Linked DNA regions of Mus musculus: region 2 is linked to region 1. Evidence: chromatin loops called from intact Hi-C (ENCODE). Cell type or tissue: left cerebral cortex. All regions are shown on one strand. Each heading gives the region's core, and the rest is flanking DNA. Links, peaks and the distances in the headings are about the cores only.

Region 1 (7,767 bases), core at 912-5,911:
AGTCACATTTTGTCTTAGATACCGAATGTCTCCAGCCCACATACAAGCATAAGAAACGATAAAAACGACAGCGATGTGCCTGCCATCCAGCTGCACCAAAACTTTGCCTCGTGCCATAAGTGTTTCCTGACTAATGTTCTTTTTTTCTCCTCAGAGGTCATCATCCCTGTGAAGTTAGTATTTCTCATTGTTGTGAAGGGTTTTCTACCTTAATTACATGTGTGCATCCATTATCATCTTAGAGCCGTTTTCTTGCCTTATAATTTTACATGAATAAATTAATTACATGCAGAACTCTTTGCAAACTATTTTATTCCATTCGCTATTATGCTGGTTTTCATTCAAATTGGCCTCTTACCTTTATTCTTCCTGTTTGCCCCTCTACCCCAGGGCACCATTTTGTTAATGTACTCTATGACTGAAAGACATTATTTTCTATAGCTTCCAGAAGAAACCATCAGAAAAAGGGCCCGAAATCACTCAGACTTGTTATCTTCTGTCTTCTGAAGTCCAGATCTAGCCATACCACTCATGGGCATATACTCAAAAAATGCTCCACCAAACTACAGAAACACCTGCTCTACTATGTTATAGCAGCCTTATTTGTAATAGTCAGAAACTAGAAACAACTCAGGTGTCCATCAACTGAAGAATGGATCAAGTGTGGTACATTTACACAATGCGATATTACTCAGCTATTAAAAACAAAGACATCGTGAAATTTGCAGGCAAATGGATGGAACTAGAAAAGATCATCCTGAGTGAGGTAACCCAGGCCCAGAAAGACACACATGGTATGTGCTCATTTGTAATTGGACATTAGCCATACAGTACAGGTAACTATGCTACAATCCACAGACATTGAAAGAACAGTAAGCATTTTTATCCAGTTCTTCCACATTGCTTTTTCAGACAGGGTCTCTCGTGGGCCTTAACTTGCCCAATAGGCTTAGCTGTTTAGCCAGGGATCCCAGAGGCTCTCTGTACTGGCATTAGGACCTCACAGCACCACATCAGGTTTCTTAATGTGGACTCTAGAAACTGAACTCGAGCCCACAGCCTTAGGAGAAAAGCACCTTACAAAGCTGTGGCTCCACACTGCCCTTTAAACAATATCGTATTGTCTCATATTGCCATCGCTTTCTGATGGCTTTAACGGTTTCAAACATACCCTGTCTTTAGCCGTGATCTCAAATAAGTGAAGCTCTTGAGCAGGGGCCTGATGCCTTTTGACTTTGTGTTGATTCATGCTTATGATGCCCTGTTCCCTCCGTGTCTAGCTATGTTTAACTGTGGATTCATTTTTATTGTGGTGGATGGTACATGCATGTGCATTCCAGATGCGTGAGGGCACTCAGGCCAGGAAAGCCACTCATGAGTCTCTGTCAGGAGCAGAGGAATTTACCTATGGAAATCCAAGAGGCAGCCTTCTGAGAGGCCTGGCCTGAGGGTAGTAGCCCTGCCATCATGATCAGGATGTGACTGGTAACCCTCCCCCTCCATCTCCTTTGTATATTGGAGACTTGTATCAGCTCAGGGGTATCCTCTGGGAGTGGTTCCCTCTAGATCTGTGTAGTTTTTTAGATCTTGCTTTATTTGGAGTTTATTCAAATGTTTTAATTTTTTATCACTATTATTATGACTTATCAACACCTATCTAGGTACTTTGCACTGGGGGAGGGGGCAGGTTTTACACACACACACACACACACACACACACACACACACACACAGTCACTAATGTAAATTTAAAACAGGACCTTGATAGGATATGTCAAGAATACCCAAGCACCTAAAGCCACTATATTCCCGCCCTCACTTTCCTGTTTTACTGGGTTTTGACCCAGCCATACTGTGTTTTTTAGTTGCTCCACCAGAGGAGTCAAGACTAGTTAGTCAAGATTGACTTCTAGAGTCATAAAAATTCTTAATGGGTTATTTTGGAGTCACGGAATCATTTTCTATAGCTTGGTCTTGAGAAAGTATCCAAAGGAAAAGTGAAAAAAAAAAGTTTTCCATAACTTCAGGGGTTGTGGAGTAATGAAAGCTCACACCAAATGCCAAAATGATAATTCGCCCTGTACCTCTGTGCTCCTCACCCCCCAAAGCGCTAGCACTTCAGGTTACAGCAACTAATCCTCAGGGGCACCAGAAAAGTCCAGCTTCCCTCCCCTTCTCCCCCTGACTCGCCTCTAATTAATCTGCCTGCAGTGTGGACCTCGGTGGTTTAACATTGTGCAACCTCTTCAGCTCCCTTGCCCTCCCACCCAACCCCCTCCCCCAAATCCAGGGGAACTCCCTCGCGCTGTGCCACCGACATTAGTCATTCATCCCGCTCATGCTTTGGAGCGTTTATTAAGGGCTTCACTCCTGCCTCACACTATCTCTCCCGGGCTCAAACTCGGATCACTGTAGAGTCTCGCTTCTTCCCCTGCGGCTGCGAAGCAAATTTCGCCTCTCCAGCAATGCACCTCCCTGCGATCCTGCTTTGTGCTCTCTGGTCTGCAGTAGTGGCTGAGACCTCGGATGACTACGAGCTCATGTATGTGAATTTGGACAACGAAATAGACAATGGACTTCATCCCACCGAGGACCGTAAGTTCATTTTTAACTCTCTCAGCGTATCAAAACTACATAACTCACTTTTTGGGGGGCGCGATTAACATAATTAACATAGATAGCCAATGAAGCAAGCTAAAATTATACTTTATTTGTGAAAGCAAGGACTGGGGGAAAAAAGGAAAGCAAGAAAGCAAGGACTATCTGAGAAAAGCCAGAGGTTTTAAATTATTTTTGTAACATTTATGATGAGTTAAGTTATACGAAATCTTTAACTGTTTTTAGCTATATTAATGGCATTTTCTCAGTTAGTTTAACATGTCCTATAAAGAATAGTCCTGTGTCATCTTTGAGTTTACACGCACGCTGTTTTCAGAGCTATCCTTAGAAGGAGAGCGGTTGCTGGGGACAGGCTGAAACTTGGAGTCACCAAGAGTGCAACCCATGGCCACCCAGGACAAGCTGATAACACTTGTGTGTGTCCTGCGTTCTAGCCACGCCATGCGACTGCCGCCAGGAGCACTCGGAGTGGGACAAGCTGTTCATCATGCTGGAGAACTCGCAGATGCGGGAGGGCATGCTGTTGCAGGCCACCGACGACGTCCTCCGTGGAGAGCTGCAGCGGCTGCGGGCAGAGCTGGGGCGGCTGGCGGGCGGCATGGCGAGGCCGTGCGCAGCCGGTGGCCCCGCAGACGCCAGGCTGGTGCGGGCGCTGGAGCCGCTGCTGCAGGAGAGCCGTGACGCGAGCCTCAGGCTGGCGCGCCTGGAGGACGCGGAGGCGCGGCGACCCGAGGCGACAGTGCCTGGCCTAGGCGCTGTGCTGGAGGAACTGCGGCGGACGCGCGCCGACCTGAGCGCCGTGCAGAGCTGGGTCGCCCGCCACTGGCTGCCCGCAGGTAAGCCCACGGTCGGCTCTGTCCCTAGAGGCAAGCTTTTGTGGGGACCCTCACACTCAGAGCCCCAGTACTTTTCATAGGCACACTCACAGAGCTCACACCACGCCAGGCAGGCTCATTGCCTTTTAAAAGTATTTCCAAGCCCGAGGAACCCAAAAGAAAAAAACGAGGATTTAAACCATCAGTCTGGAAGTTGACGTCAGAGGTTCCTGATACCGGATCCGACCAGATATTGAAGGAGTCCATTGGCAGGTGTTTAACAGTGACCCTCCTCGCTGCCCCGAGTCCCTCCGTTAGGGATTTCCAAGTCTTCTAATTTTATCCCGTCACTTTCTTTAGGCCAGCTCCTGTTTCCTCCGACTATTTCAGGGCCCTGGCTAACTTCAGCGACTTTCCCAGCCCCTTGGCCGACTCCTCCCCCTCTGCTCCTTCTGAGTTGACTGGAGCCTAATTGGATCTCCTGCAGACTCAGCAGAATCCCTTCAGGGTTCCCTCATCCCAGTTTAGTTCCACAGTGAAGGTCAAGGGGGGCATGCTTTATAAAGTCAGGCGCAGGAGTCAGAGGGAGTAGATGACGGCTTTATCCAGTCCCCCAGGACCACACAAGAAAGGGACTATTCAGACTGTGCAACTTGTCAAAGCCCCACATGAACTCCATAAAACTCCCAACTGATGAGGGCCCCTTTGGTATACTCTTAAAAGCTAACAAAACAGGAAGAACATTGGAGCCTAGTAATTCGGGTTCTTAAGTCAAATTTCTGACGGGAGCAGTGATGTTTTGTTGTAGATTATTCTAGAAAATTAGTGCCCTATGCAGACAAATAGCCCTGGTACTCCTCATGAGTCTCAGAAACAATGACAAGCAATACCACCCTATGCCATATTTCCAATGAAATGAAGCTTATTGGATGGGGTAGGAGGAAGGACACTCCAGAGCACAGTTCATTCCTTTATAGAAACTATCCTACAATCAGTCCCTCCTATCTACTTGAGCTATAGGGGTCATGCCCTTAAGTTCAAAGCACAATTCTTCAGACAAAAAGCATAAATCAACCCTAAAGCAAACCCTCTATGTGATAACTTTGTGACAATTTTAAATGCATGGATTTTTTTGTTTGTTTGTTTTGCAAGCTCTGTAGAGTCATGCACATATAATGTGCCCCTTAAAGGAAGAATTACTTTGTCTCCTCATCTGTTAGAAAATGTATACATTTCCGAATTCTAAACTGTTGTTGGTGCTTACTAGCCAATCATACTTGCACCTACAGTCTTTGACTGGTCCTCTCTTTCTCTCCTGCCAACTTGGTCCCCAGAGGACACCTAATTATGTTGTGGTCTGCCTCCTAAGAACCTGGTTTTCATTTTGCTTGGTCTCTGATAATATAATTACAAAGACTTATTAGTTGAAAGCCACTTCATGAGAGAGTTCCTGACATTTCAAAGACGTCTCAAGGGCCTCCTTCACTGTTCTGCACAAGAACCCCACACAATCTGCTAACATACTACTTTACGGCATGAACTCAGGTAGCTACCATGGCCGACAGGGATGCTGGGTCTCCCAGAGACAGTCATGGGCAGCCCTGGAATGTAATCTGCACTGCCTGGCCTTATTTAAACAGGAAGGCAGTTAATTAGGTTGTAGTCAATGCCCCCTTGGACTGTATTTTGAACTTACAGAGGCCAGGAGATTCCAAATGCACAGAAATGAGTCTTTTGTTTCCAAAATCATTATTTGATTGAATTGTTGTAGCTAGAGGAAGAATCCTACCTTGAAAATGCCTCATTTAAATTTTTTTCATGAATGGTTAGAATTTTTTTAAAGAGTTCTGTTATCATTTGGGGGCATTGCTACCATGGTTGCTCTTATACAATTTTTCTATATTTCAATTTTTCTTTGACTATCACTAAAAGATATGGTCTATGTTTGTTTGATAGTTTTTGGACTGAGCCTAGCTCGGAGCCACTAATGGGAATTTACTAAACTTTATAGGACATTTGATATCCACATGTTCTACTGAATTACCAGCTAGTGCTTAAATGTTCTGGGAGTGACTTTTCAAAGCTTCCTCATAGCATCTCCTTTGGGTTATTATAAAGAGAACATCTAGCCTACCTTAGTTTTTTTCAGATACACCGAGAAGCAGAACCCCTATATTCAAGGCCTTAGCACTTCCCAAGTCTTCACCTTGGCATCTTATCTGGGGATGCAGCCTCAAGAGCAGCAGAGGTTGGGTAGATGAGTCTCGTGTCCATGTTCAAGGCCCATGTCTTCTGAATGTTCTCAGCAGAAACACAATCTCTTATAAAAGTCTTCAGAAAAATTCCCTTTTTAAAAGCATTTTCTATAGTGGTGTGACTATAAAATTTATAAGTTTAAAAGCATATTCTTGGCCTGCCTAGATTTGAGTGCAGTATACTTGTAACTTACAGACTTGCAGTCCTGGGTCATATCCCCCCTTAAGTATAGACAACACTAAAGGCTGATAAGATTATAAACTTCATCAAAACCTGTATGATTCTCACTAGCAGTAAATTATTCAGAATTCAGGTCTTCTATTAAGAGGCAATATAATGTGTTGGCCTCTGCCAGCAGACCAACCAAACTAAAGCCCGAGCTTTAAAATTTAGCTACTACAGAAGCATAGGTTATTTTGCCTCAGTTTTCCCACCCATAAATTGGGATTAAGAAGACTTCAAAAGCAAGTATGAAGATGTATTAAGGTGATGGACAAATTGGTTAGAACACTATCTGGGACATAGGAAGTACCTGATAAACACCAGTCATCATTACTACACTTTGCTTCCTGTCAAAGCTCAGTTTGCAAGTGGTCCTGGTGTGCACAGCAGTAATTTCAGTCCCTTGAAGGTGGAGACAGGAGAGTCAGAAGCTAGAAGTTATCCTTAGCTATATGTACAATGGTCAGTCCAAGCTACATGAGGACTTGTTTCACACAGCCAATAATAATGGTAAGACACTGTAGTTTCCTATAAACTCTGAAAAGGTACCAATATCCAAGATCATATGGTATATGAAACTGTATTCCCTAGTGACATGGCTCTTCTAAAACATTATTTTAAAAGACGTGCTGATAATGGCTACCTAGACTGAGCTAGGTCCATTGATTTTTATAGATTTACTGTTTTAAGATCATGGCAAAGCTAAGAAGGGAATAGAATAGTTTCTTAAAAAGTACTTAGAAACAATAGAATCTTCTGAAATTGTGATTCAACAGTTCAATAAAAGACATAGAAAGAAAAGCAGATTGAATGGGAAATGATTATTCAACATAGTTTTGGTTATTTGTGGGTTGAGTTGGCACTTTCTTTCTGTTTGCAAATGTCTTTACTTAGTTGCTTTACTGAATAAGCCAAGCTTTTCTTCCTTACTTTTACTTTCTTTGCTCTGTAGAGATCAGACTGGAGGCCCCATGAGTCATAACACAGCAGTGTATATAGTTATCAAATATAGTTAATATAACTGAATATCAAAATAACTCTGGAACTGAAATCCACCCCCCTTGTATTCTCTTGCTACTCCAGGTTGTGAAACAGCAATTTTCTTCCCAATGCGTTCGAAGAAGATTTTTGGAAGCGTGCATCCTGTGAGACCAATGAAGCTTGAATCTTTTAGTACTTGCATTTGGGTCAAAGCCACAGATGTATTAAACAAAACCATCCTGTTTTCTTATGGCACAAAGTGGAACCCCTATGAGATTCAGCTGTACCTCAGTTCCCAGTCCCTAGTGTTGGTGGTGGGTGGAAAGGAGAACAAGCTGGCTGCAGACACTGTGGTGTCCCTGGGGAGGTGGTCCCACCTGTGTGGCACCTGGAGTTCAGAGCAGGGGAGCATGTCCCTGTGGGCAAACGGGGAGCTGGTGGCTACCACTGTAGAGATGGCCAAAAGTCACTCTGTTCCTGAGGGTGGACTCCTACAGATTGGCCAAGAAAAGAATGGTTGCTGTGTAGGTGGGGGCTTTGACGAATCATTAGCATTTTCTGGAAGAATCACAGGCTTCAATATCTGGGATCGGGTTCTCAGCGAGGAGGAGATACGGGCCAGTGGAGGAGTCGAATCCTGTCACATCCGGGGAAATGTCGTCGGGTGGGGAGTCACAGAGATTCAGGCGCACGGAGGAGCCCAGTATGTTTCTTAAGTGTTGTGAAAATCTACTTGAAGCCAAAGGAGACTCACATTTTAAATATGCCAGTTGGAAAAGTCTGAAAACTTCGGTGCGTAATAGACGAATGAAGGAGAGACTTGAGATTGTCTTTGTTTATCTTGGCAAAATACTGAATACACAGTTGAAGGGAA
Region 2 (7,767 bases), core at 962-5,961, 140 kb before region 1:
CAGAGACACTGAAACTTATAGAGGAGAAAGTGGGGAAAAGCCTTGAAGATATGGGCACAGGGGAAAAATTCCTGAACAGAACAGCAATGGCTTGTGCTGTAAGATCGAGAATCGACAAATGGGACCTAATGAAACTCCAAAGTTTCTGCAAGGCAAAAGACACTGTCAATAAGACAAAAAGACCACCAACAGATTGGGAAAGGATCTTTACCTATCCTAAATCAGATAGGGGACTAATATCCAACATATATAAAGAACTCAAGAAGGTGGACTTCAGAAAATCAAATAACCCCATTAAAAAATGGGGCTCAGAACTGAACAAAGAATTCTCACCTGAGGAATACCGAATGGCAGAGAAGCACTTGAAAAAATGTTCAACATCCTTAATCATCAGGGAAATGCAAATCAAAACAACCCTGAGATTCCACCTCACACCAGTCAGAATGGCTAAGATCAAAAATTCAGGTGACAGCAGATGCTGGCGAGGATGTGGAGAAAGAGGAACACTCCTCCATTGTTGGTGGGAGTGCAGGCTTGTACAACCACTCTGGAAATCAGTCTGGCGGTTCCTCAGAAAACTGGACATAGTACTACCGGAGGATCCAGCAATACCTCTCCTGGGCATATATCCAGAAGATGCCCCAACAGGTAAGAAGGACACATGCTCCACTATGTTCATAGCAGCCTTATTTATAATAGCCAGAAGCTGGAAAGAACCTAGATGCCCCTCAACAGAGGAATGGATACAGAAAATGTGGTACATCTACACAATGGAGTACTACTCAGCTATTAAAAAGAATGAATTTATGAAATTCCTAGCCAAATGGATGGACCTGGAGGGCATCATCCTGAGTGAGGTAACACATTCACAAAGAAACTCACACAATATGTATTCACTGATAAGTGGATATTAGCCCCAAACCTAGGATACCCAAGATATAAGATATAATTTGCTAAACACATGAAACTCAAGGAGAATGAAGACTGAAGTGTGGACACTATGCCCCTCCTTAGATTTGGGAACAAAACACCCATGGAAGGAGTTACAGAGACGGAGTTTGGAGCTGAGATGAAAGGATGGACCATGTAGAGACTGCCAATACCAGGGATCCACCCCATAATCAGCATCCAAACGCTGACACCATTGCATACACTAGCAAGATTTTATTGAAAGGACGCAGATGTAGCTGTCTCTTGTGAGACTATGCCGGGGCCCAGCAAACACAGAAGTGGATGCTCACAGTCAGCTAATGGATGGATCATAGGGCTCCCAATGGAGGAGCTAGAGAAAGTAGCCAAGGAGCTAAAGGGATCTGCAACCCTATAGGTGGAACAACATTATGAGCTAACCAGTACCCCGGAGCTCTTGACTCTAGCTGCATATATATCAAAAGATGGCCTAGTCGGCCATCACTGGAAAGAGAGGCCCATTGGACTTGCAAACTTTATATGCCCCAGTACAGGGGAATTCCAGGGCCAAAAAGGGGGAGTGGGTGGGCAGGGGAGTGGGGGTGGGTGGATATGGGGGACTTTTGGTATAGCATTGGAAATGTAAATGAGTTAAATACCTAATAAAAAATGGAAAAAAAAAATAAATGCTTATGCCTGCAAAAAAAAAAAAAAAAAAAAAAGAAAGAAAGAAGGTTTTATGTGTGCACGAGCGTGCGCGCGCGCGCGCGCGCGCACACACCCACACACACACCCACACACACACACACGATTGGAAGTACAGAGATAGGTCCATCTGCGTATTTCTCAATTCTGTATAAGTTTCTCCCAAGCTGGCTTTCTGTTAGTCACTAGCTGCCCCAGGGGGTGTGACCTGGGGAATCCCAGCCAGGTTTGAGGAGCTGCATCCACAGACTGTCAAGGTCAGCCTGCCAGCATAGGGCGTAGGTGTGCAGAGAAGGGAAATTACTATTCAGCTCTGCAGAAGCCTGGCGTTTCTCAGGTGTAAACTCAACACCAGCTTAAACCTTAGGCACGGCGGTAAGCTCAGTGGACCCCGTTATACGTGGAAGAGTTCAGTTTTGGAGGAAAAACAGCCACGGAAATCTACCCCAACCCCTTCCTCTTTTTCTTGCCTTGTGTTTCGTCCCCCACCCCTCCACTTCCTCTCCAGCTGTGAACTGACTGGGTAATGGAAGATGACCTTGAACATCTGTCTTCCTGCTTCCACTTCCCAGGTGGTGGGGTGCAGGAGTGTGCTACTGCGCCTTGTGCTGGGATGGAACCTGGGTCATTCACACTGGACACATACTCCACCTACTTTCCAGCCCTTCTCTAGCTTTTTTTTTTTTTTTAAGGTTTTATGCTCTCATTTTTTTTCCCCGTTTACTTACTTAATTATGTTGAATATTTTTCATAACTATTGGGTGAGCCTTTCTCTTTCTTTGTGGCCCCTCCACCTTTTGCTTTACTGCACTTTGAGTAACATTTTAATTTTATCTTTTTTTAAAAAAGCTTTATGTTTCTAGTTTTTGTTCCCCTTCTTATATTTTTAATTTTCTCATTGCTTTAAATTAACATTTTAGGTTAACATGCAAATAAGGGGTTTCTTCATGGCACCATCATACTTATTAATGTTTTTCCTAGATAAATATTTTCCCTTTATTATCCTCCCCCTCCCTTCTTTCTCTTCCTCTTGACAACATTCTTGCCTGTCTTCTGCTTCCCCTCTATTGATTTAACCCCTGTTACACTCTGCATCCTTTCCTTTGCTTCATTAATTTGCTGGTTCTACATTTACCCTATAGACTTTTAACTTCATGATACACTTGACATGAGTTTTGCTATTTTCTGCTCTGTGGTCACTAGTGGGATTATATTGATTTCAAGTATATTTCTCAGTCTCGCTCAGCGTGCGGTGCTGCTGTCACAGTGTTTGTTTTATTTTGTCTAAGTGGTGCTAAAGTTTGAGCCCTCAAGGGAAGGTTGACCATTAACTAGATCCCCACATACAGCCAGGGAAAGCTGAGTCAGCATCCGTCAGAGGTGCCGCACAGCACACTTATTACTGCAGTGTTCCCAACAGCCACACTGTGGAGGCACCCTGGAATGGATGAAGAAAGTGCCATCTAGACACGAAGGAGAAGAAAATTATTTTATTCTCAGAAAAGTGTATATATATACATATTTATATATATATTCTAGCTTTAACAAACCTACAAGCAAACACACACACACACACACACACACCACACACACACACACACAAGGGGGACTACTATTGGGAAAGGAGGAAGATCTAGCTTTAATAAAGCTATATGCACACACACACAGAGGGACAGGGAGAGGGGAACGGGGAGAGGAGGAGGGGGAGGGGGAGGGCGAGAAAACTACTGGGGAGGAGGGAGAGCAACAAAGCCAGAGGAGGTGAAGGGAGGTTAGCTAGGTTAACATGAGCAAGTTACAATGATGGGTATGTTTGAGAATGTCATGATGAGATCCATTATTTTGTATACCAACTAAAAATAGTTAATTTAAAAGTCAGTAAAACATCAGATTTTGTTTTTGAGACAGAATCTCCCAAGGTAGGCCTGGCTGGCCTCTAACTCACAATCCTCCTGCTTTAGTCTTGAAAATGCTGGGACCTTCTAAACTCTGTATTTCAGAAACAATTCCAACTTTCTATCCTGGCTATGCAGCCGCTGACATGACTCACAAACTGCTTAGTCACCCACCTATCTGTCAGTGTGTGTCACACACGGCTGTGTGCTAGGCCGGGACCAATACATGGTTTCCCTTGTAGTTTACTGTCATGGGGGAAGACTCATGTAAATACGCCACATGCAATGCAGACATGTTGGCAGAGACAGAAAGAGCAAAGGGAAGGAGAGTTTATCCAGCCTTAGAGTAGAGGTGTGTGTGTATGTGTGTGTGTGTGTGTATGTGTGTGTGTGTGTATGTGTGTGTATGTGTGTGAGTATGTGTGTATGTGTGTATGTGTGTGTGTGTCTGTGTGTGTGTGTATGTGTGTATGTGTGTGTGTATGTGTGTATATGTGTGTGTGTCTGTGTGTGTGTGTGTGTATGTGTGTGGTGCTGCATAGAGCTGGAAGTCAAAAAATGAGGAGGAAGAATGGGATAGAATTTTAGGACGATCAACTATCTGGGTTGATGAGCACGTGTTTATATCCTTATGGATAATTCAGAGTACCAGAACAACAAGCTGAGGCTCAATTTTATGTAATTATCCCATACACAATAGTCACCAAAGCATATAATATGATCTGTGAAGTTGTGTACTACAGTGTTGTGGGTAATACAATCTGTGAAGGGTATTCAACACTGTTGTGCTGTTTTTGGCACTCAAACAATACTTAGCATAGAAGCCTGTGCTCAAATGTGTGTTGTAGGAGGAAAGAGACAAGACAGGCCCAATGCTGCATAAATCCAAAATGGGTTCTTTCGTTGTGCAGTTCTACAAAATTAAATAGTGAAGTCTCACATTAGTGGACTCTCAAGCTCTTTGTGGGCATATGAACTGGCTCTATTCATGGCATTTGGCATGGAAAGGCATCTGGCCCACAGGAATGGTGTGCACAGAAGGAGAGCCACACCACAGCCCCCAGTTGTCTTTGGTGTCTGAAGCTAACCTCACCACCATGAAGGCCGCTCCACACTGATTGTATTTAGACACCCCTACTGTTTGTTTGTGTGATAGAAAGGGCAGCATGCTCTCATACAGCAAATATTTAGAATCAGTTCTACAGAAGAATCATGATACAATATTATTCAAAAAGGAATTCTCCCATTTTCTTTTAGAATCCAGGGAGACTTCTACTGACAACCACATTCAAATTCTAAATATCAAATGACTCAGAGAGTGACTCTGTTGGGGATTATTCAGATTTATGGAGGATGTGAGTGCCAAAATTCTGAGCTTTTCCTTCTTTCTCCTCTCCCCCCGCCCCCCCCCCCCTTTTTTTTTTTGCAAGAACTAAGTCACCTCACATGCTTTAGGCGGCAAGAGTGAGTGAGAGCCATGACCTACTTCTCCTTCTTAAAAAAAAAAAAAAAAAAAAAAAAAAGTGGCAGGCTGTAAGTCCTGACAGCCCCAGGGAAGCCTTCTGCCTTCTTTTACTGTTACAGGTCCTGCGGTTCCAAGACTCACTGGCAGCTGTAAAGAGGCTTTGCATCGTTTTCCAGAAGTCAGTTACGTTTGGCTACATCTTCTTGCTCAACCTCTGTTCTCTCATTAACTGGAGTAATGGGTTCTGTGGGGTCAGCAGACAGGTCTCAGAGGGTTTCTGAGTTATTTCTGGGATTTGGAAATCATCTGCTTTGTACCTTTGTAAGATGACTATTAGAACTGAGTCAGCTATTGGACTGCAAATAGTTTCTGTTGTAATCATTGGGCCACATGGAACAATTACCCACTGATTACCACATCAAAGTTCCCGCTCTTGTAAAACAAGTCAGAGAAAAAGATCACAGCTAAACAATTAAACTTCCTTTGTCTTTACTGCACACTAGAACATTGTGGAATAATTGTTATAGGGGTTTCTAAAATTCCATGTTTTAATTTGGACCGGCTTTAGAGGTTGAAATTTCAATTTCTGAAATCAGCTTATCTTGAAGAAAATACCAGATCTACCAGTAGGACGTATGTGAGGTGACAATACAAGCTAGTTCATGACTGTTGGCTTCTGAAATAGCAGTAGAGCCTTAGTCTGGACATTCTAAGAAATACTTTATATTTCTGAATTTCTTTCCTGATGGCTAATTTACTTATGATTTGTTCCTTATTTATGGAGAGGCTGGATAGCAGTTAAAAAATATTGGAACACAGACTATATGTGGACAATTACTGTATTATTAGTTAGTCCCTGTGGGAGAAAATGCAAAAATCAGCTTATTTAGTCATTTCTATTAGAATCTGTGCTGTGGTCCTTGGGTGGGGCCTGGTGGAAGATGAGAGAGGCTGAGCATACCTCCCTAATAGTACAAGTGCCCATGTCCACTGGCATACCAAGTGACACAAACAAAGGATCCTTGAAAACTAGTGAGCCTCAGAATGGATCCGGAACAGGGTGCTGGCTGCGTCCCTGTCTTTACGGAAGTCCCCTTGGGCACTGGCAGCCTGGCACCTCCCCATAGTGACAATGGGATAGTTGGCTACTACAGACTTTGTGTCAATTCTCCATTGGTTCAAAGGTTATATTAAAAATGCTTGCTTCTGTGCAATAGAGCAGATCTGCACCTGGATGCTGGTCTCCGGAGTCTTGTTTCCTGGGTTTACAACTCCACCTCCCTCAATCCCTTCTGGATCCTGGTTCCTACAAGAGTCCAATCCAACCGTCTTTAGAGTCCTCCTCTCACAGCTGGCAGGGAATCTGACCCAAAGCAGGCACAAATAGAGCCCAGGGCTGTGCACAGTACACAGCTGGACATAATTCAGCCAGGTGTGAGGCTGGCCATTTGGTTTCTAATGTGGTGAGTTCTCTTATGGAAGAAACAGGACCAAACTTCTCTTACCAGGCTCTCAATGCCCTAACTATGGTATCGTGATGTGTATTTGATATGGTTAAATCATCTTCACAGTCTTGAAGCACTGCATTTTAATATCAAGGAATTTTTGACTTTGCCATTTCTAAATATTATGTACACATTCATCCATTCAGTATGTATTTACGGTATGTTAAGGAACACAAGAAGGGTGCAAGATTTTTCTCATAGAATGCTCTTAGCTCTAATTGGATTGTGGATCCCTTCTAAAGCAGAGGCTCCTTACTGTCTTCATCTTTCTGTCTCCAGGCACCCTGTAGAAGACACACAGCCCATGTGCAAGGCACACACTGCATATGTGAATAATGGGCTGCAATTAGGCTGACTGTTCATGCCCACAGCATGAACATGTTCATTTGTATGTCTTAGTCATCTTTCACATTGGAATTTAAGTGCAACAGGAATGCAAATGCCGCCTCCCGGAAGAATACATTTGGCTGCAGGATGACGCTAGACCTTTTGCTTAGATCAAATATATAATTTATGTGCCTATATAAAAAGAAGATGAAATCAACAACATATATAAACTCTCCAGGGGCTCACGAATGTGAGAATTACAGTTTAGAAGAGGATTTCTCTCCGTCTCAAATCCTCTTTCATGTAGCCCAAGGAAATGAGCAAAGAAATTCAGACACACTGAAGTTTTCAGGGCTAAACATTTTGATCCAATATGTTCTGCTGTAAAGTATTTGGCCTTGTTAGAGTGCTTATCAGCCTGTGTTCCCAGTCTGTGCTTCATGGTGGGAAAAACAAATAAGACAGTGATGTGCAAAATGTTCTTTTCAAGTGTGTGGCAGCGAATTTGAGAAAATACATATTAAAGGAACGCCTTGTACCATTTAGCCCCTTTCCTGGGGCCTCCCTCAGTCAGCCTGACTCGGTACTTATTGAGTTAAGGACTTAGCTCACTTGGAGTGGACCCTCTGAAGCGTCCTCTCAGAGTCACCTAAGAGAGGTAGATAACATTGCACCGTGCTTTCAAATGAAGCATCTTTGATGCTCTGTCTTTTTGCATATGTGTGGTAAAGCTCTAATTAGAACATTTTACAATGCAGGCATTCAATTCCCCAATTTCTTATTTGCTTGAATTAACTTTTGAAAAACTGAGGTGTTCGCTCTGGCATGGCCTTAATCCAGACTCTGTAATCAGCTCACAATCTGTGCATCACAAATGCCCCATCCTTTCCCGCCAGCTTCAACCTTCTGCACCTCTTCCTCCGGGTAATGCATTTTAATTGGTACCTCTCTGTGAGTCCCT

The links. Hi-C counts contacts between places; a loop is a spot of excess contacts. Peaks named below come from ENCODE experiments on the same cell type or tissue, not always from the same donor. Only the 100,000 strongest peaks of a DNase experiment are listed, where the experiment ranks them.
Region 2: it touches region 1 in a loop (2.0-fold over the local background); 1 of 42 quality-filtered maps calls a loop at or near these places.

The regions. Positions count from the first base shown.
Region 1 is chr3:66,217,597-66,225,363 of GRCm38, forward strand. The region is part of intron 4 of Veph1 (ventricular zone expressed PH domain-containing 1); the gene reads right to left. Ptx3 (pentraxin related gene) reads left to right here and starts at 2,291. Exons shown (of 3, transcript NM_008987.3): 1 at 2,291-2,595; 2 at 3,054-3,455; 3 at 6,996-7,767. The coding sequence starts at 2,466. The coding sequence ends at 7,609. In left cerebral cortex, for the core only: CTCF peaks have their summits at 3,132 and 3,331; DNase peaks (open chromatin) are centred at 2,477, 3,098, 3,263 and 3,842; H3K4me3 peaks cover 1,505 bases.
Region 2 is chr3:66,076,374-66,084,140 of GRCm38, forward strand. All of the region lies in intron 12 of Veph1 (ventricular zone expressed PH domain-containing 1), which reads right to left. Among named protein-coding and RNA genes, the nearest start is that of Ccnl1, 120 kb to the left of the region's middle. In left cerebral cortex, for the core only: a CTCF peak has its summit at 1,888; DNase peaks (open chromatin) are centred at 3,678, 4,509, 4,787 and 5,105; H3K27ac peaks cover 564 bases.